Regions from separate parts of the Homo sapiens genome. Here region 1 is linked to region 2. Evidence: read pairs that join two places in POLR2A ChIA-PET (ENCODE). Cell type or tissue: MCF 10A. All regions are shown on one strand. Links, peaks and the distances in the headings refer to the core of each region. The heading gives the core; the rest is flanking DNA.

Region 1 (12,521 bases), core at 3,133-11,132, 100 kb after region 2:
CTTTCAACAGAAGTCTCTTCCTTTCACTCTGCTGAGTGAAGCCCTTCCTGCCCTCAGGCTGGACCATGGCTTCCATGCTGCCCCTCTTTTCAAGGCTGCTTGTCTACAGTGTAAGTGGCTGGGAGGGCCTTTGTTTACTGTGTGTGTGTGTGGAGGGTGGGTAGGGGGGAGTGGAGGGGTTGTGGGTAGGGTGGCAAGTGGGGGAAACACAACATGTAAAATGTTTGCTGTTCTCTCCTGACCTCTAAACTGAGCTTGTAGTTTCCTAAATATCTTCTCTAACTATCTGGAAGTTTCTCTCTAAGCATCTTTAAGACTAAGCTCAAATGCCTTCTCCTCTGTGAAACCTTTGCTGGTGTTCTCCCCTCCCCCACACCCTCTGGTTAAAGTTGATCTCTCCTTTTTTTTTTTTTTTCCTTGAGACAGGGTCCCGCTCTGTCACTCAGGCTGGAGTGCAGTGGCATGATCTGGGCACACTGCAACCTCCACCTCCCAGGTTCAAGCGATTCTCCTGCCTCAGCCTCCCAAGTAGCTGAGATTACAGGCGTGCACCATCACGCCTGGCTAATATTTGCATTTTTAGTAGAAATGGGGTTTCACCATGTTGGCCAGGCTGGTCTCGAACTCCTGGCCTCAAGTGATCCACCTGCCTCGGCCTCCCAAAGTGCTGGGGTTACAGGCATGAGCCACCGCACCTGGCCCTCTCTCTCCCTTTATGCTGCCACCGCACCTCTGTGACAGCATGACTCACAGGGAGGCATTGATGTATGTTTTAGATACCTGCATATGACTGTCATCACAGGAAGAAGGACTGTGTTTGGGTCAGAATAGTGCCTGGCATACAGTAGGTGCCTTTAAGTGCCTGTCAAGTTGCATCGGTTTCACTATGACTTATCCAGTCCCTACTAGGAATGTTGTAAAAGGCACAAGTCCTCTCTGTAAATGGTTATTTCCTGAGAACCCAGTGTTTGGGTTGGACTAAACGAATCTGTAATCATGGCTATAAACTGGAGCTGAGCACAGCCTGTGCCCACCCTAGGGATTTCTGGCCCGAAGGCTCATGGATCTTGGCATCTGTCCCCTGCCTGAAATCCTATGTGCTTTCTTTCTGGGATGATTCATGAAAATGAGGCTCATTATTCTCACACGTGCACCAGGTCAAAAATGTTTGTCATTGTGCTCAGCTCTCAGTAATGTGAAGAACTATTTAGTCAAAATATATTTTTGGACAGGCAGGTATATTAGATTCAACTTTTCCCACATGGTAAACAATATTTGAAAGTGGCTACTATCCTTTGTGATCGGCATATCTTCTTGGGCTCAGCAATATTTCCAAGTCACCCCCACTGCCATGGTTCCCTCTGACAAGCCCAGCCCAGGGAACCCAAGCTTCCTTACTCCGTGTTACTCAGTTCTAGATACCTGGGGTCCGCCACAAGTTTATTGGGGTGGGTGGCGGGAGGGAGGAATTCACTCCAAGATACCATCAGCAAAGGGGAGTTGCTTACTGTACAAATTTAGTGTCCTGTGAAATCTTTAAGGAATTTACCCTGGGTGCTTCAAGAGTATAGAAACATGGTTATTTTTAGAGATTCAGAGTTAAAATTGCTCTGTGATACATTAACATAATAACCCCTTTTTGACACTAACCCTGTGCATCATCTACATCCTGGTTTTGCTGATCGCTCTGTGAACGGTTCCACACACACCCTGTCTCTCACCCCGACTCTGTTCTCCACTCCATGCCCAACCGGTCACCATGCTCTTTCAAAAATAGCTCTTAAATTCATCCTCTTCTCTATGGTCACACTGAACTTCGTTTTGTTCTTCCAGTTGGGCGGTCTATTAAAAGGGTAAGGGCATGTGCTCTGCTATCTACCAGCTGTGTAACCTCAGGCAAGTGACGATTTCTCTGAGCTTCAGTTTCCTCATCTATAAAACAGAGATATTAATAGTACACCTACCTCATGGAATTACTGTGAGGATTAACTGAGATTATTAATACAAAGCAATTAGCAAAGCACTTGGCATACAGCGAGGTGCAGCAAATAGTTAACAGTAATTACCATTGTCATCAGTGCAGTAGTTAACAGTAATTACCATTGTCATCAGTGCAGTAAATAGTTAACAGTAATTACCATTGTCATCAGTGCTGTAAATAGTCAACAGTAATTACCATTGTCATCGTTATCATTATCATCATTCCTTGAATACTCCATACTTTGTCACATGGACAAAGCCTGGAATGTTGTTAACCTCCTGTTCACCTAGTTGATTATGTACCCTTTAGATTTTTACTTTAAAAGTAAGTTCCTAGAGGGAAACTTTTTTTTTTTTGTTTTTTGAGACAGGGTCTGGTTCTGTCGCTCAGGCTCCAGGCTGCAGTGCAGTGGTGCAATCTCAGCTCACTGAAACTTCTCCCGGCTGGGGTCAAGCCATCCTCCCACCTCAGCCTCCTGAGTAGCTGGGACTACAGGTGGACGCCACCACGCCTGGCTAATTTTTATATTTTTTGTAGAGATGGGGCTTTCGTTATATTGCCCAGGCTGGTCTTCAACTCTTGAGCTCAAGTCATCCACTTGCCTTGGCCTCCCAAAGTGCTGGGGTTACAGGCGTGAGCCACTGCCCAGCCAAGGGGAATCATTTTCTAAGCTCTCTCTTCCCCCCACTTCCCCAGTTCCCCCAACCTTACACCAAAATCAGGTTAGGTGCTCATTTTCTGTGCATCATTCCCTTAGCAACCTACACTTCCTTACGATCCCACCCATCATGTTGTATTATAATAGGCTGCTTCCCATCTGTCTTTCCCGCTAGACTGCAAGCTCCTTGAGTACATTCTATGTGCCTGGCCCTTGGTGATTAATTGCTGAAGGAATGAAAGAACAAAAGACTACAATTACATAGCCATTTCTACTTGTGGAACTGCTCTTGAGCTTTGTTTTCTCTTCATCTTCAGGACTAACTTTAAATATCACTCTCCACCCATATGTTTAAGTCTACAGGTTTCTAGGCCCTTGGTGAGTGAAGAGCAGTTCATTACGAAATGACCTCCAAGAACAAGGCTCAGCATTCTCTGAAATCTCATGAAGCAGTGTAACCAGCTCTCAAGTATCTTCCTGTGAACTAGCCACAGGGTATTTGATCTTATCCTTTGCTTAGCCAGTGCCCTTCCTGCTTTGTCACTGTATGCTTAGGAAAGGTGAAATCATTTTAACACAAAGCTGAATACAACAGTCTCCAAAGCAATGTATATTAAACTATAACACATTATTTCTCTTTCACGATATGGATAGGGCAGTTAGAATTGACTGTATTTGTGTATAGGACAGAAGATACGAATTCACTTTTACTCATATATTGTCTCATTGTTAGTCTGTTGGGAATCAAGTAAATTTTCCACTTTATATTTATTTATTTATTTATTTGTATTTTTAGTAGAGACAGGGTTTCACCATCTTGGCCAGGCGGTCTTGAACTCCTGACCTCATGAACCACCCGCCTCAGCCTCCCAAACTGCTGGGATCACAGGTGTGAGCCACCGTGCCTGGCCATGTTTCCAGTTTTAAATGGAAATCACTTAACATCTTTGAGAAATCCAGAAGGGGAAGCTGTTGTTCATCCTGAACCCCTCTTCCTCTAAAGATGCCCTCACCTCTTTGCAACCATTCTTACATGGGTATATTCCCAACTGGCGAGTCAGCCCCAGTGTGCTTGACTTGCCTTAATCCCCACTCTGTCCATATCTCTCCAGGTTCTATAAAGCACTGGAAAGGTGATGCCACTATTGATCGTCACCCATTGACACTCCTAATTTGGGGCTGCTGCTTATTGTCTCCAATTTTGTACCTCAGTTTCCCTTACCAAGGATAATTCATGTTTTCATGATCCCCACTGCCTTGGACAGAAGTGCTCAACTGGCCTGGCATAAGTTCTACAGAGTTCAGGCCCTCTCTGTCATGATTAAGAGTCTGTTGAAGAGATCTTCTGCCTTGAGTGGCTCTGCAGGCCTAGAGTTGGGAAAGGGGCTAGAGTTGAGGGTTCTCTGAAGTAGGGATCTGTGCACCCAAAGGGAAGGTTGGCAGGGAGAATTTTAGTGGGTTTCTCAGTCAGAGCATGAGGTGACCATTTCTGGAGAGATTCAGAGACCCTGGATGAGGTACTATGACTCTAGGGACTTGGTAAGTTTCTGTAAACTCGGTTACTTCCATGTGGTGGTGGTTGTGTTGCCTCTTGACAATTTCCCTGTAGTGATCAAGAAAAGACAGAGAGAGAGACCCCAAGAGACCCTCTATAACACGAAGGACCTGTGAGCTTATGGGGGTGAGGTGGCAAAGAGACGAAATGCTGGGCAAACTTCAAGACTAACAAATCACTGGGTGATAAGCTGGTGGCTATACAGAATGACAGATGTAGGAGGCAGGCTGAGTCTGGAGATGGGAGCTTGTCTGTACTGAAAAGGGTCCCAACATACAGGTTCCCTGCCAGATAGCAAAACTTTTCTAACAGCAAAGAAAAACAAAGGACTAAAGCTGTCTTGAGGCAAGGAAGAAGGAAGAATAAGGTATATGTTTTACCAAGTGAGAAAAGACACAAGGGGAAAATTCTGAGAGGCAGCAGGTGTGATCCAGATGTTTTTCAGCAAGCAAATGAAAGAATTTGAAAAGTAAGCTATAAAATCCTCTGAGTGCATAGAAACAGCCTGCCTTACTCTGGCTGAGGATGAAAAGATCTGCAAATTGCATAGATGCCTAGAAAATCACAGAAACTGCTGGCTGCTAATCCAATATGCATTTTCCTTCCTACTTCCTAACAGCAACATGATTCTGTTCAGGAATTTACTCTTCTTCATGGAGTCATTTTGCTTTATGGGAAGCTGACCCTCTCACCAACCCCAGGGAATAGTTTAATCCCATAATGACAATCCCTTTCCCAAAGTGATTCTTTTAGAAAGGGACTTCCTTCCAGATTTGTCAATGAGATAATAGAGAAGACTGGTGAAAGGCTTCTGGGTTTATTCCTAAGAAAGGAACATGGCAAGAAACAGTCCCTTTCTTCCTCTAGGTATTGTCCTGTCTGGAGGGGATCCCAGGAACTACCAGCCATTTGCCACAATCCTGATGATGAAGTTAACATACAATGTGGCCAGAGGCAAGGAAGTTGTAGACTCGCTGAGCTAGAGCCCTGCTGTGCCATACCAGGAGCAGCTCTACCTCTGGACTTAATTAAGTCCCATTGAGTTGGGGCTTTATTTTGTCTGTAGCCCAAGGAATCCCAATTGGCAGAGAAGGCTCCAGCCTTCTCTGGGCTCTCTAAGATTGGGTACACTTGGCCTCACTCAGGGCATCTTCCTGGTTCAAGAATTTTGCAAACAGGTTCTGAAATCTTTGTGGGTTTCAGACTCCCATTCATTTCCCTTAAAACTTAATTTGCTTTCCACTGCATTTTGGGGATAAAAATGGGAGGAAGGAAAGTAAAATGGGGAAAATTTCCTGAGAGATCCCTGAAGCCAAGAGGAAAATCGACAAACTTACTTTTCCAAAAGTGCAGGCAGTGCTGAAGTGACAGGTAGGCTGCCTTTCCCATTGGGTGATTCCGACTGAGTGAAAAACAGAAGACAGAGAATTGAGGATGCGCTATGGAAGGAAGAAGCCAGAGCTGCTGGATTTCTGATGATGCTGGGAGCGGGGCTGCTGCTTCTCCTCTTTCCTCCATGCCCCCACTTTCCAATCTTCATCTGAGCCCAGGACTTGGCCCTTTCCCTCAGGCCTTCCCTGTCCTCCTTTCCTCTAGGGCACATGCAGCTTCCTCCTTTTCCTTCACCTCTGCTAAGTTTCCTTAAGTGAAGAGGAAAGTTTACATCTTGAGGCTCCATTCTGGAGAGGAGCCATCAGTTTTTCTCTGTCCCGTTTAGCAACTGTGACTGAACACCAGTGGGCCTCCTACAAATGCAGGTCTCAGGCTCCTTACAATAGATTCACACAAGCCCATCACTGTCCCTAGAGACATAGCTCCAGGTACAATTCTCAGGAGATGCAAATCACTACTGAAAGCTCAAACCATCAGAAATTTCTTTACAATACGTTCCCCAGGATTTCCAGGTTGTGTTGTTGCAATGGATTTGGTTTAAGTAATGGTTCTCAATGTTGGCTGCACATTAGAATCACCTGGGGGAGGTTTTAAAAAAGTATCGATCCACTCCAGAATCTTGGTGTGGGGCCTGGGGGAATAATGGTTTAAAAGTACCCTGTGTGGTTTTTAATCTATGGCCCTGATTGCCAACCCCTAGTCTAAAGGAATATATATTTGGAAAATAAATTTATGCTTTTAGGCAAAGTATGGGAAATAGATCTGTTAAAATACACTAACCAGTCCTCTCCAACATTCTTAAACATTTTTTTCAGGTTGTTTTATTTTAGTGGGTAATTTGGGAATTTAGGTTGATTTCATAGACGACTGAAATGCTTGAGGCAGGAAGCAGTGAATACCACTCATTGGTATTACATAGAGCTTGAATTTCCAGTTGCTTACACAATCAGATTGTTTCCTTATAGGGTAGTGCTAGTCATAGGCAGGGGATAGAGAAACCACTGAAGAAAGAATTAGAGAGAATTAGCCAGATGCACAAAGGCCTGGGATACAGAAAATATTTTGTTATATCCAAACGTCTTTGTCTAAAAGAAATGGAAATGTATTTTTCCTGATTATTACCAATACATTCTTATTATAGAAATATAAAAAGGCATCAGGAAGAAAATAAAAATGAACTATTTTACCATTGCCTAGAGATAACCATTATTAGCTGTTTCACATATCTTCTACCAGAAATTTCTATGTCTACACACAGAAACACACTCTTTTAAAAAGTACAAAACAGAATTATACTGTTTATACACTAGGTTTTGTATATTCTATTTTACTTGCTTTTGATTCATAATAAATTATGGATAATTCTACAGAAACCCCTTATAGGAATATCCATTTGCTTAACCAATCTCTTATTAGTGAACATGGAGTTGTTTCCCACTTTTCATTATTATGAACAATGCTACAATGAACTGAGGCAGGAGAACAATGGGTTGAAGAACTCAGGCTGTGGAATCAGAGAACCTAGGGTTCAAAGCTGTTCTACCACCTATCACACATTACAAACTTCAGCTACTTAAGCCCACTGCAGAGTAGAAAAAAATTGTAACCACCTTGGCAGATTGTGGTGTAAGCACAAAAAGAGTTATCATTTGCAAAGAACGCTGAGCTGCCAACACCATGCTGAGGGCAGTGGGACTTCCCAGAGTAGTAGAATACATGCAGCCTGGTGTATATTGAGTTTTTGAGCCTATCACTCAGATTCTATTCTGGAAATTTCCTCTCCTTGTTGACCCTGCCCCCATTTGGTCACCCTCCCTGCCCTAGGACTGAGTACGAAGGAAAGGTTATTCTACTATTCTGTGCTGGGAGGCAGACATCGTCATACTTACCAAGGCTGGTAAGGAGGGAATGGATGATGAGCTGGGAGTTTGGCCAGGCAGATTCAGGGCATTAAACTTAGGAACCACAGCAACGCTGACCCTCCGGCGAGGCATATTCTGCAGGAAGAGAAGTGACCAGGCTCACTGTCTTGGAGGTAGCAATAGCCATAGTTCAGAAGGGCTGGGAAAAAGCCTCCTCATTTCTAATGCTGTAATGGCATTCACTGGATATTTTGGTTTTGCAGTAGCAATGATAGAATTGGTGTGGAGAGAGTGGCCAAAGTTGACCCAAATTTTCTGTTGTTGGTGAGTGAACGCTCAATCTGTTCTATTTTAGCTTATGAGATCTTGGAGATACAGAATGGAAATGACCCCACAGTCTCTGGGTAACACCCTGGAGACTGTATTCAAGCTGCCTGTAGCAATATGAAGGCTTATGATCACTTCATGTTCATTTAAGGGATGTATACATAGTTAAGGAAACCATGAGCAAGAAAGGTAAGATGTCAGAGGCTAAACTTGAGAGTGTGGAAAGCCGAATAGAAACTCTGTTCAGAGATTCTCTGGCATCCATGGATCCCAGAATGAATGATTGTTTGGGTGACCATGGAAACTTCTGTCATACTCCTTCCAGGAGCCCTGGTATTCCTTGAACATGCATACCTTTCCCAGCGTGAGGGACATGGACCGTGCCGTGCGAGGGACCCCATCTTCTGCAGCAGGAGGGAGCAGAGAAGAGAACACAGGTAAGTTTCAGGCTAGGCACCAGCAGGAAACAGAAACTAGGCTATCGTATCCATGGGCCAGAACTGGCCCTCAAGGGATAGCCCAAGGGTCTGGGTGTTGGGGACACTGAGTTTGGCACTTCATCCTTTGAGATGGGGCTGCAGAGTGGGGGCTTTTTTTGGACAAAACCTTTATCCTAACTCCCCTTCTCACTATAGGAAGCCCCAGTCTTGGACCTCTGATCTTTATCTGACCCCACTAAACACGCTCTGCATAACACCCTAGATAGTGTATGAAAACTACTCAGCAACACGAAGACTTATTGGGTTATTTCATGCTCGTTCAAGGATGTACAGTCAGAGAAACTATGAGCAAGGAAGGTGTGGTGCCAGTAAATAATGAAAACTTGCTAACAGAAGTAGTTTCAATATGTTACCTACCAAATGACTCAGAGCAAAGGAAGCTACCACCCCAGGATTTTCTTCTCCTTACTACATACATTAAGTGATATAACTCACGTAATATGTTTAGCTTCATACCTGGATAATCCTACCACCAGGAAACACCTGAGTATGTGCAGAGAAAGGTATTTGCTAGTTCAATTCAATTTGATTCAGTTTAACCAATATCATTTAGCCTGCATATCTCTCTCTTTCATATCCATATATTTTTGGTGAGTCTCTTGAAAAGCACATAGCCGTATGTGTTTTTTCAAAAAAAAATTTTTTTTTCTTTTGAGACAGTCTCACTCTGTCACGTAGGCTGGAGTGCAGTGGCACGATCTTGGTTCACTGCAACCTCCGGCTCCTGGGTTCATGTGATTCTCGTGCCTCAGCCTCCCAAGTAGCTGGGATTACAGATGTGTGCCACCACACCTGGTTAATTTTTTTATTTTTAGTAGAAACAGGGTTTCGCCATGTTGGCCAGGCTGGTCTCCAACTCCTGAGCTTAAAGTATCTACCCGCCTCGGCCGCCCAAGGTGCTAGAATTACAGGCATGAACCACCACACCTGGCCTGTTTTTTTCATAATCTAATCTGAGATTCTCTATTAACCAATAGATTTATACTAGTTATAGTTCTTGTGATTAATATATTTGTATTTATTTCTACCATGTAATTTTATATTTTCTATTTATTTTGTTTTATTCATTGACTTTTTCTACCCCTCCTCCCACCTGACACTTTTGTTTGGAAATTATACATTCTATTTTTAACCTTTAGCATGTCCTCTTAACTTTTGAACATACTGACTTTAAATTTAAAATTAAACAAGCTCTCTATTCTTTTCTTGAATAAATCTTAAAATAATAACCCTCCCTCTTAATTATATTGCTTTCCAGGATTTTTATTTCACCTTGTGTTTGTATTCTTAAATTATTCATTATGTTTGTTGATTTCTACAGAGAGTGCTTATTTAGATTTACCCACGTTTACAAATGTCTTTGTTGACTATTCTTTCTTGTATCCTACTTGTTTCTTTTGAGCTCAATTTTTTTTAACTTTTATTTTAGGTTCAGGGTACATGTGCAGGTGCATTACATAAACTTGTCATGAAGATTTGTTGTACAGATTATTTCGTCACCCAGGTATTAAGCCTAGTAGACAGCATTGATTTTTTCTGCTCCTCTCCCTCCTCCTACTTTCCACCCTCAAGTAGGCCTTGGTACCTGTTGTTCCCTTGTTTATGGCCATATGTACTCAATGTCTAGCTCCCACTTCTTAGTGAGAACATGCAGTATTTGGTTTTCTCTTCCTGTGTTAGTTTGCTAAGGATAAGGACCTCCAGCCCCACGCATGTTCCTGCAAAAGAGGTGATCTCATTCTTTTTTATGGCTGCATAGTATTCCATGGTGTATATGTACCACATTTTTCTTTATCCAATATGTCATTGATGAGCATTTAGGTTGATTCCATGTCTTTGCTATTGTGAAAAGTGCTGCAATGAACATTTGTGAGCATGTGTTTGAGTTCAATTTCAATCTTCCTTAGGTACATCCTCTAGTTGTTCTTTCAGCGAGGGTCTATGAGAGGTAAACTTTCTCAATTGTCTCCAAATAGTCTTTACCAAGCCCTCAATCTTGCATGGTATCTTAGCCATCTGTGTTATCTCTAGATTGACAGTTATTTTCTCTTAGTTCTTTTAAGAAATTATTCCATTGGCTTCTTCTATTATTGCCATTGAGAATTGTCATTCCTTTGTAAGTAATCTTCTCTTTGATGACTTTTAAGATCTTCCCTTTGTCTTTACTGTTCTGCAGTTTCTCTTTGGTGTGTTTTTATTTTTCCTGCTTGGAATTCACGTATTTTCTGAATCCAATGATTGATGACTTTCCTTAGTTCTAGAAAATCCTTAGCCATTCTTTCTTGGCATATTTTCTCTCCTTGGTTTTCCCCTTAAGGATGGCCTAATAAATGTATTTGGGACTTTCTCATTCTGCATTCTATATCCCATATCTCAATGCTTCTTTCATAATTTTAATCAATTTATTTCTCTGAACTATACATTGGGTAACTTCCTCAAACCTATCTTCAAGTTAACTAATTTTTCTTCAACTGTGCCCAATTTGATTTAAATGTTATAATCAATCAGGATAAGCTAGGTTATACTAGTTTAATAGCATAGTAATAATAAGCAACTCCAAAGTATTAGTGGCTGATAACAAGGAAGATGTGATTTGCTTATGCTACATGCTCATTTACTTCCAAGTCTGCAGCAAGCTTGGTTCTCTGTTTCCTCACTCTGGACTCAGCCTAATACTGGCCTTCTACTATTCTGGAGCAATGATGGTTATCATGTTAGGAGGAAGAAACAGGGCAAACTGCATTCTAGTTCTTAGAGGCCTAGGTTCAGATGTGACATGTCCTTCTACTCATATTTCATTCACCAAAGCAAATCCCATGGCCTTGCCTTGTGACTTCAAGGGGATGGGTAAATGTGCCCAGAAGAAGGAGATCTGGAATAATGAAGAATAGCCTCAAATATAGTAACTACCACATCTAAACTCTTGAGTTTTTGATTTCTGTGACTTTATTCCTCATTTTGAGGAGTTCTATTTTATTCTTCTTTGATAACTGTATTCTTTTACTCTGTTTTTGATCCATTATTTTATGTCTCCAATAATTTTTGTTTAAGTTAGAGACGGTCTCACTCTGTCATCCAGAATGAAGTGCAGTGGCATGATCACAGCTCACTGAAGCCTTGACTTCCTGGGCTCAAGCGATCCTCCCACCTTAGCCTCCTGATAAGCTAGAACTACAGGTGCCCACCACCACATCTGACTAATTGCTTTTTATTTTTATTTTTTGTGGAGATAGGGTCTCACTTTGTTGCCCAGGCTGGTCTCACTTTGTTGCCCAGGCTGGTCTCAACCTCCTGGCCTCAAGCGATCCTTTCACCTTGGCCTCCCAAAGTGTTAGGATTACAGACGTGAGCCACTGTACCCAGCTACCTGTAACAATTTTAAGCTTATCTTAAAAAAATTGTCAGATCATTTTATTTTCCGAGGTTCTTAGGATATAATCCTATTGTTTTGTGTAACTGATGACTTTTGTTCATGATGAATTGTTTTCTTGTGTATTTTATAATTTTAAGTTGTGAAGTCATCTTCAGTGAGGCTTTATTAGAGGAATCCTGTGTGTCCAGATGCAGGGTCTGTCTCTCCAGAGTACTTTTCTGCTTATTTCTAACATATCTTAGAAGCACCATCTTGCTGTTCTTTTCAAATCCTCTGCATATTGCATCATCACTGCTGTCACTTTGTGAGCACGTACTTTCCCTATGAGGAAGGAGAAAGTGTTTTTTCCTACTACAGTCCAGGGTGAAACAAATTTCCTTGTTTCTCTGCTGGTTGGTGATTATTATTTTTCCTTATCCAAATTCCATCTGAGGATATAGTCCTTGGACGCCCTTAACTTTCTGTGGGAATCTGTGTCAACTCTCTACCATAGGTGTTCCAGGCCTTGTCTCAGACCACAGGCAAGTGCAAAAGCTCAGCTCCCAGATAACCAAGGCTGACACTTGTCCCTAAGGAAGCTGCAGGGTCAGCTTGGTTTCAGTTCTCTTTTCTTTTCTTGTATCTGGGTATTTCAATTTATTTTCTTGTGGATTCAGCTATTTAGACAAAGGTTTGCTTTATTTTGTCCAGCAGCAATTTCTAAGTGCTTGTGGTCAAAAGATTTTCAAGTTTTCCAGTCAGCCAAAATAGCAGAACCAGAAAATATTCTTTACATGTGAAGAGTTCATATAAATTAGTAAACTACCAAGCTTACAAGTGGCAAAGGTCATAAATACAGAATTTTTAAAAGCAGAAATACAAATGTTCCATAAA
Region 2 (12,521 bases), core at 2,708-10,707:
TAGGTGCAATGAACCACTCTTATTGGTCAAGGAGTGGTGAGAACCCTCCTGAAATCTAGGTTCCCAGATACCAGGCAAGGGCCAATCTTGCAAGCACATCTTTCCAAGGATGGCAGTCTCAGGCCTGCTGCATGAACCCTTTCCTGCCTGCCTCCCTTCTGCAGATCACTTTGGAGGACTATGAGCAGGCAGCCAAGAGTCTGGCCAAGGCCCTAATGATCCGGGAGAAGTATGCGCGGCTCGCCTACCACCGCTTCCCGCGGATCACATCCCAGTACCTGGGTCATCCGCGGGCGGATACTGCACCTCCGGAAGAGGGCCTTCCAGGTATGGAGCTCTGGCTGGAGGTTGGGTCCCAAGTGTGGGCAGACCGAGAGCTAGTCAGGGCTTTTTTCTGGCTCGGTCTATTTCCCCTGATAGTATTTTAAAATGACAATGTTCTTTCATTGGCTTCTCCCACACTGATGTTTGATGGTTCCCCCAAGGATTGATTCTATGTGTACTGTATGCCTAGCCTGTGCAGAGCTGAACTGTTGAAGTCAAGACAGAGATGTGAAAGACAGTCCTTGTTCTTGGGAGTCCACCAGGGAGACAGGGAGTCTCATGTGGGAATTTTTTTTTTCTTTTTTTTTGAGATGGGTCTTGCTCTGTTGCTCAGGCTGGCATGCAGTGGTGCAATCATGGCTCACTGCAGCCTCAATCTCCTGGGCTCAAGCAATCCTACCACCTCAGCCTCTCAAGTAGCTGGGATCAAAGGCACACACCGCCACACCCAGCTAATTAAAAAAATATATATTATTATGTTTTGTAGAGATGGGGGTCTTACCATGTTGCCCAGGCTGGTCTTAAACTCCTGGGCTCAAGTGATCCTCCTGCCTTGGCCTCCCAAAGTGCTGGGATTATAGATGTGAGTCACTGCGCCTGGCCTCATGTGGCATATTTAAAAGAACACAATCACACAGTAAATGCCAAATTGGTGGTAGGGTGGATCGGGGTGGGAGTAGGAACAGAGGGCATGTTCCCTGGGAAGACATGTAGGCTCTGGTGTCAAACACACCTGCATTTGTATCTGGGCTCTGTCAATTTCTTGGGATTTTGGGAAAGATATTTCTCTAAGCCTCACTTTGTAAAATGTAATCTGTAAATGGAAATGCAAATAATACCTATCTCCCAGGGCTGTCGTGAGGATTAAACAGGAGAATGCATGTGAAGTACTTAGTTCAGTTCTGGCATCTAGTGAGTGTTCAATAAATGGTAGCTACATTTATGCTGCCGAGTTCAGGGAAGGGGAGGTCGGAGAGGGCTAGGTGGTTTCCTCATGAAGCCTTGCCATGAAGAACCTAGGAGCAGTAGAGGCAGTGATGAGGACAGTAGGAAACCCCACTCCTGAAAGTTGGTGGTGGGGGACACATAAGGGCCTGGTGGTCTCCATCAATGCCTGGGACCCTGGCTGCCTCTGGGGGTAGCTGGTGGTGCCAAGTTGCCCCAGTCTCTGGCTTCCTTGAATTTCAAGTCCTGTACTTTGAGCATCTGGGGCCCTAGGTAAATCTCAGCCCTTTGGGCCTATTTCCCTATCTGAGGGAAGTGGGTCCTACCACCCCAGTTTTGGCAAAGACAGACAGAAATGACTGTCAAATGTGTACTTTACATGGACAGAGGACCCCTGGGTTCTGGGCATGAGTATGGGGAAGAGGAGCAACTTCCGAACATGCAGGCTGTAGCTTCACCCGGGCCTTGAACTGCCTGCATCTCACAGACCACTGCATTGCATTAGGGCCTCCTGAGCTGGCCTGTGGCCGTGCCTGATGGGGCATTCCCCTCTCCAGCTCTGCCTGCATCAGCCCCTCTGTGGCTCCTCACATGTGCTCTAGGGATGGTCTGTTCCTTCCAAGCACAGATGGAGGATGCCCAGGCAGGTCACTCTGCCTTGGCAGCTTCCTTTGATGCAGATCTTGAGGTTTGCTCCTGCCTATGCTGGCAGCTGGACAGCTGATCCTGGATGGTGCTGGCTGAGCTGCATGGAGTTGAAGCCTCCAGCTCTACTGATATTTAGCATCAATACACTCCTTGGCCAGGGACAGAGTTTATCAAGAGTCAGGAAAACTAATTATGAGAATAATAAGAATAATATCCTATAATTCATTATTTGTAGTGCATTACTGTTTATGAAGAATTTTCCTATACACACTATTGCAACCCTCACAGCAGCGTGTTAAGGCAGGGGGTGTTATCTTCAGAGGAGATAGGCTCAGAGAGGTAAAGGAGTTTGCTGAAAGTCTCACAGCAGGGAAATTGCATAGAGGAGTTTTCTACCTCCTGTTGGCTAATTCTAACCTTAACCTATAGTGGTTGGGGGCAGATGGCTTTATCATTGGCATTCTCTGCTCTGGGGGAGACAAGTTCCCTATCCTTTGCTCCTTTGGGGAGGGAGTGGCTTCTTTATCTAGCCCCTCACCTGGCCTGGGCTCGGGACAGTTATTCCCACTGGGCAGTCCAGGTGCAATCTGTTTTTTTCCTGGGAGAAGACACCGCTGCTCTTTTTAATATTCCTGGAATCTCTGAAGTGCCGAGGAAAATGAAGCCCATTTCAGTTAAATTTTAAAAAATTGTTGAAGTGCTAGCCATGTGCCAGGGACTGTTCTAGACACTCAGCAGTGAACAGCACAAATTAAAGTCTCTGCCTGCATGGAGTTTCTATTGGAGTGGAGAAGACATCATATCTGAGATAAAGAAGTGACATGGTTTGACATGGTGGTAAGTGCTGACGAGACAAAAGGAAGCAGGGAAGAGCATATGAGATGCGGGGCCGGCGCAGGGTTGGATTTTGGGCAGGAAGGCCAGCGCAGGCCTCCGTGTCTTTTGAGCCCATGTGTGCTCACAAGGTCAGGGGCACTTTGCCATCCCTCAATCCTGTTTTGCAGACTTCCACCCTCCTCCACTGCCCCAGGAAGACCCCTACTGCCTGGATGATGCACCCCCCAACCTGGATTACTTGGTCCACATGCAGGGGGGCATCCTCTTTGTGTATGATAACAAGAAGATGCTGGAGCACCAGGAGCCGCACAGCCTACCCTACCCCGACCTGGAGACCTACACGGTGGACATGAGCCACATCCTGGCTCTCATCACCGATGGCCCCACGTAAGCTAGCTTCTCCGCGGCTGCCTGTCTTTGCACAGGTGCTGTTCTGTAGGAAGGAGATGAGAAAGGCCTCACCCCTCTGCCCTGGGGTCCCCTGTACTTAAAGCATCCCAGAAAGAGCGCGGTTTCTCCTTTCCTCAGTGCTTTGCGGGTTTCTGCAACAGTTTTCCTTCATAAGCTGGCATAGCCTTTGACTTGGTACTCCCTGTCCCCTCTTTTGTTTTTGAGGCACCATCTTGCTCTGTTGCCCAGGCTGGGGTGCAGTGGTGCGATCTTGGTTCACTGCAACCTCTGCCTCCTGGGTTGAAGTGATTCTCTTGCCTCAGCGTCCTGAGTAGCTGGGACTACAGGCACGTGCCACCATGGCTAATTTTTTATATTTTTAGTAGAGACAGGGGTTTTGCCATGTTGCCTAGGCTGGTCTCAAACTCCAGAGCTCAGGTAGTGCACCCAACTCAGCCTCCCAAAGTGCTGAGATTACAAGTGTAAGCCACTGTGACCGGCCTCCCTGTCCCTTCTGCGTGCATAGTGTGGAGCCTCTGCTTGCTGGTAGCTACCTGGGTGCCTCTGAATGGCTGTCATCCCTCTCCCCAGGCAGGACAGCAGCCTTGCAGAGAGTTACCAGCCCAGAGCATAACTATTTGGTGAGGAGTGATGAAGACATTGCTTCAGGCCTTGAGTTTTCTGGGTTTCTGGAGGGGAGCATGCAGGGAGCCTGGGGAACTTTGCTCATGGGCATGGTGCACCATGATGCTCGTGGGCTTGGCTCCAGCTAACCTGGTGGGCAGCCATCTTTCTGAATTTGGCCCCTCACTTCTTGGTGGGCACTTAGGCTGATCAGTAATACCTGGACTCTGTGAGCCTCAGAGTGGCTGTGCTGGGAGTGGGAGTCTGGGTGAGAGGAGGTGCTAGTCACTCCTGAGGACCTTCTCTCTTGTTTTCTGGGAATCTTGTGATGCCAGTCTCGAAAGTAGCATAGTGAGCCCAATGTGGATGGGCAGCATGATTCTTAGTCCTCCCTGATCTGAGGGCAGAACTAAGGCATGGGAAGGGCAGGGGCGGTTCCTCAGAGGCTGTCCTCAGCCAGGTGTGCAAGTAGTGGCTGTCCCATCTGGGAGGCTGTGAGGATCCTGCCTAGGGAGAGAGACTGAGTGAGATGGCCTTTAAACTCCCTTCCGACTCTGAGGCTGTCCTGTGCTCCGTCCACTCTGGGGCTTGTCTGGGCAGATGGATGACTGTGCTGTTGCAGTGCCGGCAGATGCTCTTATGGAAGTCTACGTGATTAGATGCCAAGGAAGCTGCTGTTTGTTTTGGGGGCCTGAGGAAGCAGGGTAGCGTGAATTGTGGTCGAAGGTTCCATGCGGCTGTGGATGCAGGTGTGTGGCTAGGCACCTAGGCTGTGTGTGGGCTGGCAGTTGGCCACAGCAGTGAGCACCCCCATCCCCAAAGGCCTTTGCTGGCTGATAAATCATGGGCCCCTTCTCTGAGTTGGTGGGAATCTGGGGGCATCAGTCCTTACAGAGATTTCTGTCTCGGTAACAAATATCCCTACAGTCCCAATCCACCCATGATGCAAAATATCCTCCTCTTGTCGTGAAGCCTCAGAGTTGAGAGATCCTTGGGCCGTGGCCATTAGGTCAGGGGGCTGGTTCCTCTGCAACCCAAGGTGGGCAGGTCATGCCTTATAGTTTGACTGTGTTATCAATCCTCTGGGCAACAAACTCCTTCTTCAAGGAATGACAAGTGGCTGAGGATAGAAAAGAGGAAGGAAAGGAGGAGATGAAGGAGGGAGACTTCCACTGAGCATCCACTCTGCTTGGACTCAGGCCCTTTCCCAGGCATAAACCAGTTTAACCCTTACTTCAGCCTTGGGTGTTACCACCTGATATTTACTCATGGGAAATGGAGGCTTGCGGTTAATTCCCTAAACACATAAACAAGAAGTCAAAACACCTGTATGAGGTCCCAGAGCTGGCCTGCTACTGCCCCATCTCCTGACTCTCCACTGACTTTATAGAGTCTGTGGATATGACTCAACAGTTCAGCAGGGTCTGTAGAAAGCCAGAACCTCCTCATTCCGCCCTGCTCCGTCCTGACCCTTCCAGCCAGGGTTGGCCCCTGCAGATGCTGGAGGCCTCCAAACTGGAGAGCTCGATGCGACTCAACTATGGTCTCTCCCCATCTCCAACTTGCAGGAAAACCTATTGTCACCGGCGACTGAACTTTCTGGAATCCAAGTTCAGCCTTCATGAGATGTTAAACGAAATGTCCGAGTTCAAAGAGTTGAAGAGTAACCCCCACCGGGACTTCTATAACGTGAGAAAGGTGCGTTAGGGGCGAGTGTTCACAGCTGCCTCACCCGGTCCCCCTCCCAGCCCATGGGATGCCCTGAGCCAGTCTGAGGCTTGTCCCCTGTGAGAACTTCAGGGCTCCTTGCTAAGGGCGGCCTTCGTGGCCAGAGGGGTATGAAGCATATGTGCAGAAGGAAGATGGGTGAGCTGCATTTGTGTCAGGCTGGGCCTCAGACAGCACTTGAATCACTCTAGGTGGAAACATTTGTCCGCATTGTATATCTGTTGGGATGTGCCCTCTTCCTTGGAAAATAGGGCACAGCCTATTAATTGGTCATAAAAGTTGAGCACAGCCTACTTTTAAGGTAGGGGATGTATTAGAGTCATCAAAGAAAGACACAGCTGTTAAGATCTCTTTGGTCCCCTCCTTGTGTCCATGTGTTCTCATTGTTCAGCTCCCTTATAAGTGAGAACATGCGGTGTTTGGTTTTCTCTTCCTGTGTTAGTTTGCTGAGGATGATGGCTTCCAGCTGGGCTTAATACCTAGGTGACGGGTTGATAGGTGCAGCAAACCACCATGGCACACGTTTACCTATGTAACAAACCTGCACATCCTGCACATGTATCCTGGAACTTAAAGCAAAATAAATAAGTGAATAAAATAAAATTTAAATTCCCTGAAAAAAAAAAAAGATCTCTCTGGAGATGGGAGTTTGTGGTTTTGCATCCTTCGGGATCATGTGGATTTAAAGAAAAGCCTCTGATATGCTCAGATCTCTGCCTCTCTTCTCCCACCAAGGGGATGGCAGCCTTGTCCGGGGCTCCTGGCAGTCTCCGCCTGCAGGGGCCGCAACTGCGGTAGGAGCGAAGGTTAAATGATCATGGCCCTAGCCTTTCCATTCTCTTTTGCTGAAGCGCTGTGCAGTGAGGCACAGGGTCAGTGCTAGGCAGGGGGTGTTTGATGGTGAGCAAGAGTCACTTCCTGTCAACCAGGTGGCTTTGAGGGAGAGGCCAGAACTGAGCTGACTTAGAGTGAGTAGGAGCTTGCCAGGCAGAGGGTGTGGTAGGGGAATGGAAGTGGTGGCATTCCAGGTAGAGGCACGTGATGTGCAAATGTCAGGAGGGAGGGATGGTATGAGAGAGTCGAGAGAGTCAGAACAGTGTGTTGACATAACTGCAAGCAGTGTGGTGTGGTTGGAGCTCAGGCATTGGGAGCGGGGAGCAGCGGGTTGTGGGGAGAGTAAGGCTGCAGAGATGTGGGGAGGTCCTGGATCATGCAGGGGCTGTGGGTTTCCCACAGAAGGCAGGGAGGTGGGCCGGGGTGTGGTGGCGAGCTGGGAGAGAAGCTCCTGGGGGAAGAGTCGGGATCAGGCTTTGCTTGGAGGAGGGATGGCTAAAGCTGGGTGGAGTCACAGTGGGGTTGCCATCTCCACAGGAGCTCTGTCCCAGCTGGGAACCTCTTGGGGACTTCTTCTTTTTGGGGTCAGCTTTGATAAGGGAGGGTAGGCCAGGGGAGGATGTGGCTCCTCTGGGAAAGCCCAGCTCCAGCCTCCCTGACCCCCTGGCTGGGAGCATATCAGCAATGCAGATGGAAGACCCTACCTGGAGGCCCTAAGACCACTTCTGTTACACGCCAGGGGTCCAACACAGACTCCCACTTGGATGGGATCAAGAGCTTTAAGAAGTGAGAGTTTGGCTTCAGCTCATGTGCCCTGAGAGGCTTACAGAAGTGTTTTGGGGATTTCCAGGCAGAAGTGAAAGGTGTTTTAGACACCACTTACGTGGGCACCCTGGCATTTTCACCTTCAAGCACCATTTGTTCCTTCTCTGTGAGGCTTAGGCGTTCAGACAGGTGGATGCCTCCATCACTGTGTGAACTCCTCTCAGCCCTGCCCAAAGAACTTCACACGCCTAGCACATGCCCAGGCCCGTGTTCAAAGAAACGCCTTGCCCAGCCCGATGCAGCCCTGCCCTGAGCATACGTGAATGCTCTGGGCTTACCTGCTTCCTGCTGCCTGGGGCCAAGGTGTCCTCACTGGCTGTGCTGGCACTGACACTGTTTTCTTCTAAGGTGGGGCCCCAGTGGGTGTTCCTGGGTCTACCAGCTGCCCTCTGGCCACAACATGAGAAACAGTCCTGGCGTGGGGCTAGGGTAACAAATCAGAGCCTATCCCCAGGGTTCTCCTGCAGTCTTGGGGTTAATGTTTTCTCTGGACAGAGATGACCTTGATATCTATGACCCAGTGGCCTGTTCTTAGGCACCACAGTCAGTCCATAAACATGGGCGCAGGTCTGCTATGAGTCAGGTCTGTGCCCGCCCCTGGGTGCTGCCTACTTGATAGCACTCTGTCTCTCTTTTTTTTTTTTGAGATGAAGTTTTGCTCTTGTTGCCCAGGCTGGAGTGCAGTGGTACAATCTCAGCTCACTGCAACCTCAGCCTCCTGGGTTCAAGTGATTCTCCTGCCTCAGCCTCCCGAGTAGCTGGGATTATAGGTGCCTGGCACCACTCCTGGCTAATTTTTGTATTTTTAGTAGAGATGGGGTTTTGCCATATTGCCCAGGCTGGCCCCGAACTCTCAGCCTCAGGTGATCTGCCTGCCTTGGCCTCCCAAAGTGCTGAGATTACAGGCGTGGGTCACCACACCTGGCCTTGATAGCACTCTCATAGCCTCTACTATGGGGAGGAGAGCTGCTTTCTAAAATCCAGAATGGGCTGGATGATGGCCTCCGTATGTCTAAAGTGGCTATTGGTGTCCCTGGGGCAGACAAGGGCTGTGGTCTGAGGCAGGAGCTGCGACGTGGCCGTGGATCTGTGTGGGTGGTATCTGTGAAGGCACCTGTCACACTACAGCAGGTGAAGGGCTGAGACACCCCGAGGCCCAGCCAGCAGGACTGTGTGACTGAGACACTTGTTTTCTATGCAGAAGCAAGACAGAAGAGCTGAGTGTGTTTGCTGCTTGGGAATTGGGTAGAAGTAGGTGACATCCACTGTGGTTTAAGTGTCATATTAAGAATAGCAAATAGGTTTTACCTTCTGTGCCAAACCTGACCAATTAGGGGCCACCCCTAAAGCTTAGTGAAAAGAGTGCTGTGTTCGATTATTGATGCCTGCCATGGGTATGGAAATGGTCAATGTTGGCTTAGGTCCCAGGTCTGGAAACTCTGCTCTTTCTTTACATCTGAGGTCTTAGGTGAACACGGGGAATGCACTTGGATCCTCTGGTGAACTGAAAACACTGACCTCCAATGACCTTCAATTATTTTGTTCCTAAAATAATCACCCTTGAGTTCTGAAGTTTGGATGGGGTGCTTCCTGGATTGTCCAGTTGTTTTCCTCATTTATCTTGTGACTCATGGGGGTAAGGACAGGCTGACCCCCCTGTGGTGTGTCATTGGTAAGCCAGAGGACAGGACCAGAAAGCCCAGAATCCGCTGAGTCATGCTGAGGTCATTGTACCAAGCTGTGTCCAGCTGAGCTGAGCCAGGCTGACCTTCTTTTGTGCATCCCACGTGAGCCCAGCCTCATCTCTGAGGAGCCTGGGCTTTGGGGATGTTTTAGTTTTCTGCTTTGCTTTGTTTCCCCAGTGTCCAGTGGTCTGTCTTTCTGGTAAGAATGGCAAGATTAATGGCAGGAAGGATGCTGATGAGTGAGTGCTGTGGCTAACGACATGGGCTGGCTGGCATAATGCTCACAGAGGTCCAGTGGATCAAATATCTGGTTTGGCATTACTTGGAGATGCTCAGCCAGCCGTGGACAGCATTCCCTGCCCTGAGGTCAGCCGCCTCCTCACCCCAGCCCGGGCTGAGCGCCCAGTCGGCCGCAGCAGTAGCTCCAGAGTGTGGTCTAATGGCTGTCAGCAGCCTGGCCTTGAGGCTGCTGTCGTCCTCCCCCGGAGCTCCCATAGGTCCCTTGTGCTCAGGGAGGGGGAGTCAGTTTACCCATAGTGACTTGAGGCCATCCCTCAGCTTAGCTGGGGCTTCATTTCCTTAGGGCTTGTGGTTGTCCTATGAGTGAAGCACAGTGAAAAGGCAGACTGGGGATGAGGGGTTGGGGAGATGGGTAGGATCCAGGCAATATTAGCAGAGCCCTCATCCTAAGATTAATGAAGAGGGTTCAGTAACAGAATCAAATTACATTTAAAGAATCCCTTCTAGCTTCTGTGTATGGAGAATGAATTGAACCAGAGCACAAGAAAAAGGAACAAGACCAGTTAGGAGGTCACTGTGAATTCAGGCCTGAGAACATGCAGGCTTGAACTCCCGTGGTGGCAGTGAGGTTGGAGAATATTGTATGGATTTGACATCCATTTGGAAGGTAGAACTGATGAGACTCACTGAGGGAAGGGAGTAGTAGGAAGGCCAAGGATGACTCCCAGTTTTTCAGCATGACCAGCTGGATTCAGGACACACCATTTCCTGGGATTCCAGAATCTGGGAGAAAATCAGGTTTGGGCTGGGGTCAGAGATGGAGAGTCCACTTTTGGATATATTAAATTTGAACTGCCTTTGGGTTATCCAGATAGAGATATCAAGAAGGCAATAGTATGTACAGTTCTGGAGCTTTTGGCTGGTGGCATAAATTTGGGAATTGGTATAAGGAAAATAATTAAATGCACAGAAATGGAACAGATCACCTTTGGAGAGAATTTATAGTGAGAGGACAAGAGGGCCCAGGACCAGGCATCAAGAAATTCCATTATTAAGAGGTCTGGTAGTGAGGATGAGCTGACTAAGGAGGCTGAAAAGGAGAGGACAGAGATGCAAGGGGTCGGTCTGGTATCACAGGACTTAGCATGATATAGAGGGCATGAGAAATCCCATGAGGTGTTTTGAGACCTTGCTGGGCTCCTTCTGCAAAGGTGCCTTCTGCAAAAAACTGCCTTTCCCTGGAATGTGGGGAGAAGTCTAAGCTGACTGTTCATTTCTGCTTCTTAGGATTTGCTCTAAGATCTTTGGCCTTGGGCCCCACAGCTTGAGTCCATATGTTGGCTTAGGGTCAGTAGAGCGGCTTCCAGTAGAGTGGCTTCTTCTTGGGACTTGGATGCCCTGGAGTTTGGGTGAGGTGTAACTAGTCAAGGAAGGGTGTGTTTGGAGGCTTGGCCTTTAGTGTCTGTTCTTTTCATTCATTCCCACTTGGAGGTTTGCTTTGGGAATGCTCTGAGGGTTCTGAGAGGGATCAATGGGAAGAGTGGGATTTGATGGGCCCTCAGGGTTATCACTAAAACTGTGAGAACCTGTCGTACCTGTTAATTTGTTCATTCATTCATCCATTGGTTCGACTTTGTACTAGGCTCTGGGGTAGGTGCTGAAGACTTAGAGGCATCAAACATGGCCCTTGTCCTTGAGGAGCTCCCAGTCTAGTGAAAGCGTAGACACACAAACGTTAGAGTGATCGGGACGGTCTGCACAACAATGGGATGCCTGTGCCAGGTTTTGAGGTTGGGCAAGGGAAAGAGCATTCAGTTGTGCTTGGAGGAACAAGGTTGGCTCCCAAATGGAGGAGGTTGTGGGAAATTTCTAGGTGGATGAGATGGTGGAGAGAAAGGAGGGCATTCCAGACTGAAGAAACACGTGGGCAAAGGGATGCAGTGTACTGTACCTTGGTGTGTGGTGTACCCGTAAGTGGTTTGTCACGGCTGCAGCACAGAATGGGGCAGTGGCAAGGCGAGAGTTAAGGCTTGAAATAAGCCTTGAATCTCAGGCCAAGGTGCTTGGGCTTTATCTTGAGACTGATGGGCCCATAGGTCATTTGTTAACTGGGGAATGGCCTGATCCAATCTGCATTTTAAAAAGATTTCCTGGTGCTGTAAGGAGGTGGAATGCGCAGCAAGGCTGAAAGGGAGGGATACCAGTTCCGAAGTCTGGAGGAGAAATGGGGGGTGGGATCCAGACACTGGTGGGGCTGCCCGGATGGCCCATGAGGTGCTGGGGTTCTGTGCACATTGAGGGTTGGATGTCTTAACTCTTGTTGCTAGGGGAGGTGGCCTGACTCAGGGCCTGGTGGGCGCTGTGTTCCAGGTGGACACACACATCCATGCGGCCGCCTGCATGAACCAAAAGCATCTGCTGCGCTTCATCAAGCACACATACCAGACGGAGCCTGACAGGACTGTGGCAGAGAAGCGGGGCCGGAAGATCACCCTGCGGCAGGTGTTTGACGGCCTGCACATGGACCCCTACGACCTCACTGTGGACTCACTGGATGTCCACGCGGTGAGTGAGCTTCTGCTCCAGTGCCGCCAGCAGACAGCAGCCCTGGCTGGGGACTCAGCCCCCTGGAAAGCCACCATGATTGTGCTTGCCGGGAGGTGCTACGGAAGCAGCTTTCTCTTCTATCTGACTGAGAGGTCATGCGGCCTCAGAGAATAACAGGTCTGGGGCAGCCATGGGACAGGGAAAGAGGGTGTGTGGCTTGGGGCCTGACAGGTCTAAGCACTAATCCCACTCCTGCCACTTAGGAGTTTTGTGCCCTTAGGCAACTCACAGAAGCCTTTATTTCCTTGCCTATAAAATGGTGACAGCCATGTGCCTTATTAACTTAAAAAAATATTAAAACACTAAATGATGGTGTAACTGCTATGGAAAACAGTATGGTAGTTCCTAAAAAAGTTAAGTATAGAATTACCTATGCCTCAGCAATTCATTTCTAGGTATATACCCAAAAGAACTGAAAGCAGGAACTTGAACAGATACTCACATACCAATGTTCATAGCAGTATTATTCATAGCAGCCAACAGATAGAAACAGCCGGTGTTCATCAACAGATGAATGGGTAAACAAAATGTGGTATATCCATACAACGGAATATCATTCAGCCATAAAAGGGAGTCAAGTACTGTACATGCAACAACCATGAATGGATTTTTCAAAAGATTATACTAAATCGAAGCCAGACACAAAAGGACAAATATCATATGATTCCACTGATATAAGGTCCCTAGAATAGGCAAATTCATAGAAACAGAAAGGAGAGTAGAAGCTACCAGGGGCTGGGGAGAGGAAGGTATGGGAAGTTAGTGTTTAGTGGGTATAGAGTTTGTTTGGGATGATAAAAAAGTTCTGGAAATGGTTAGTGGTGATGGTTGCAC

The links. ChIA-PET counts read pairs that join two places held together with the same protein. Peaks named below come from ENCODE experiments on the same cell type or tissue, not always from the same donor. Only the 100,000 strongest peaks of a DNase experiment are listed, where the experiment ranks them.
Region 1: POLR2A ChIA-PET joins it to region 2 with 5 read pairs; 2 of 35 experiments call an interaction of 5 or more read pairs at or near these places.

Annotation. Positions count from the first base shown.
Region 1 is chr11:10,586,017-10,598,537 of GRCh38, forward strand. It overlaps IRAG1 (inositol 1,4,5-triphosphate receptor associated 1), which reads right to left. Exons shown (of 21, transcript NM_130385.4): 16 at 8,130-8,179; 17 at 7,476-7,583; 18 at 5,532-5,596. It overlaps IRAG1-AS1 (IRAG1 antisense RNA 1), which reads left to right. Exons shown (of 4, transcript NR_046375.1): 2 at 2,996-3,134; 3 at 8,101-8,212. Among named protein-coding and RNA genes, the nearest start is that of LYVE1, 24 kb to the left of the region's middle. RefSeq lists an enhancer at 7,583-8,782. In MCF 10A, for the core only: no CTCF peak of the experiment used is centred there; a DNase peak (open chromatin) is centred at 6,525.
Region 2 is chr11:10,481,899-10,494,419 of GRCh38, forward strand. It overlaps AMPD3 (adenosine monophosphate deaminase 3), which reads left to right. Exons shown (of 15, transcript NM_001025389.2): 4 at 165-327; 5 at 2,922-3,141; 6 at 5,337-5,466; 7 at 11,451-11,645. Among named protein-coding and RNA genes, the nearest start is that of MIR4485, 20 kb to the right of the region's middle. RefSeq lists an enhancer at 6,141-7,045. In MCF 10A, for the core only: no CTCF peak of the experiment used is centred there; DNase peaks (open chromatin) are centred at 6,483, 7,423 and 8,863.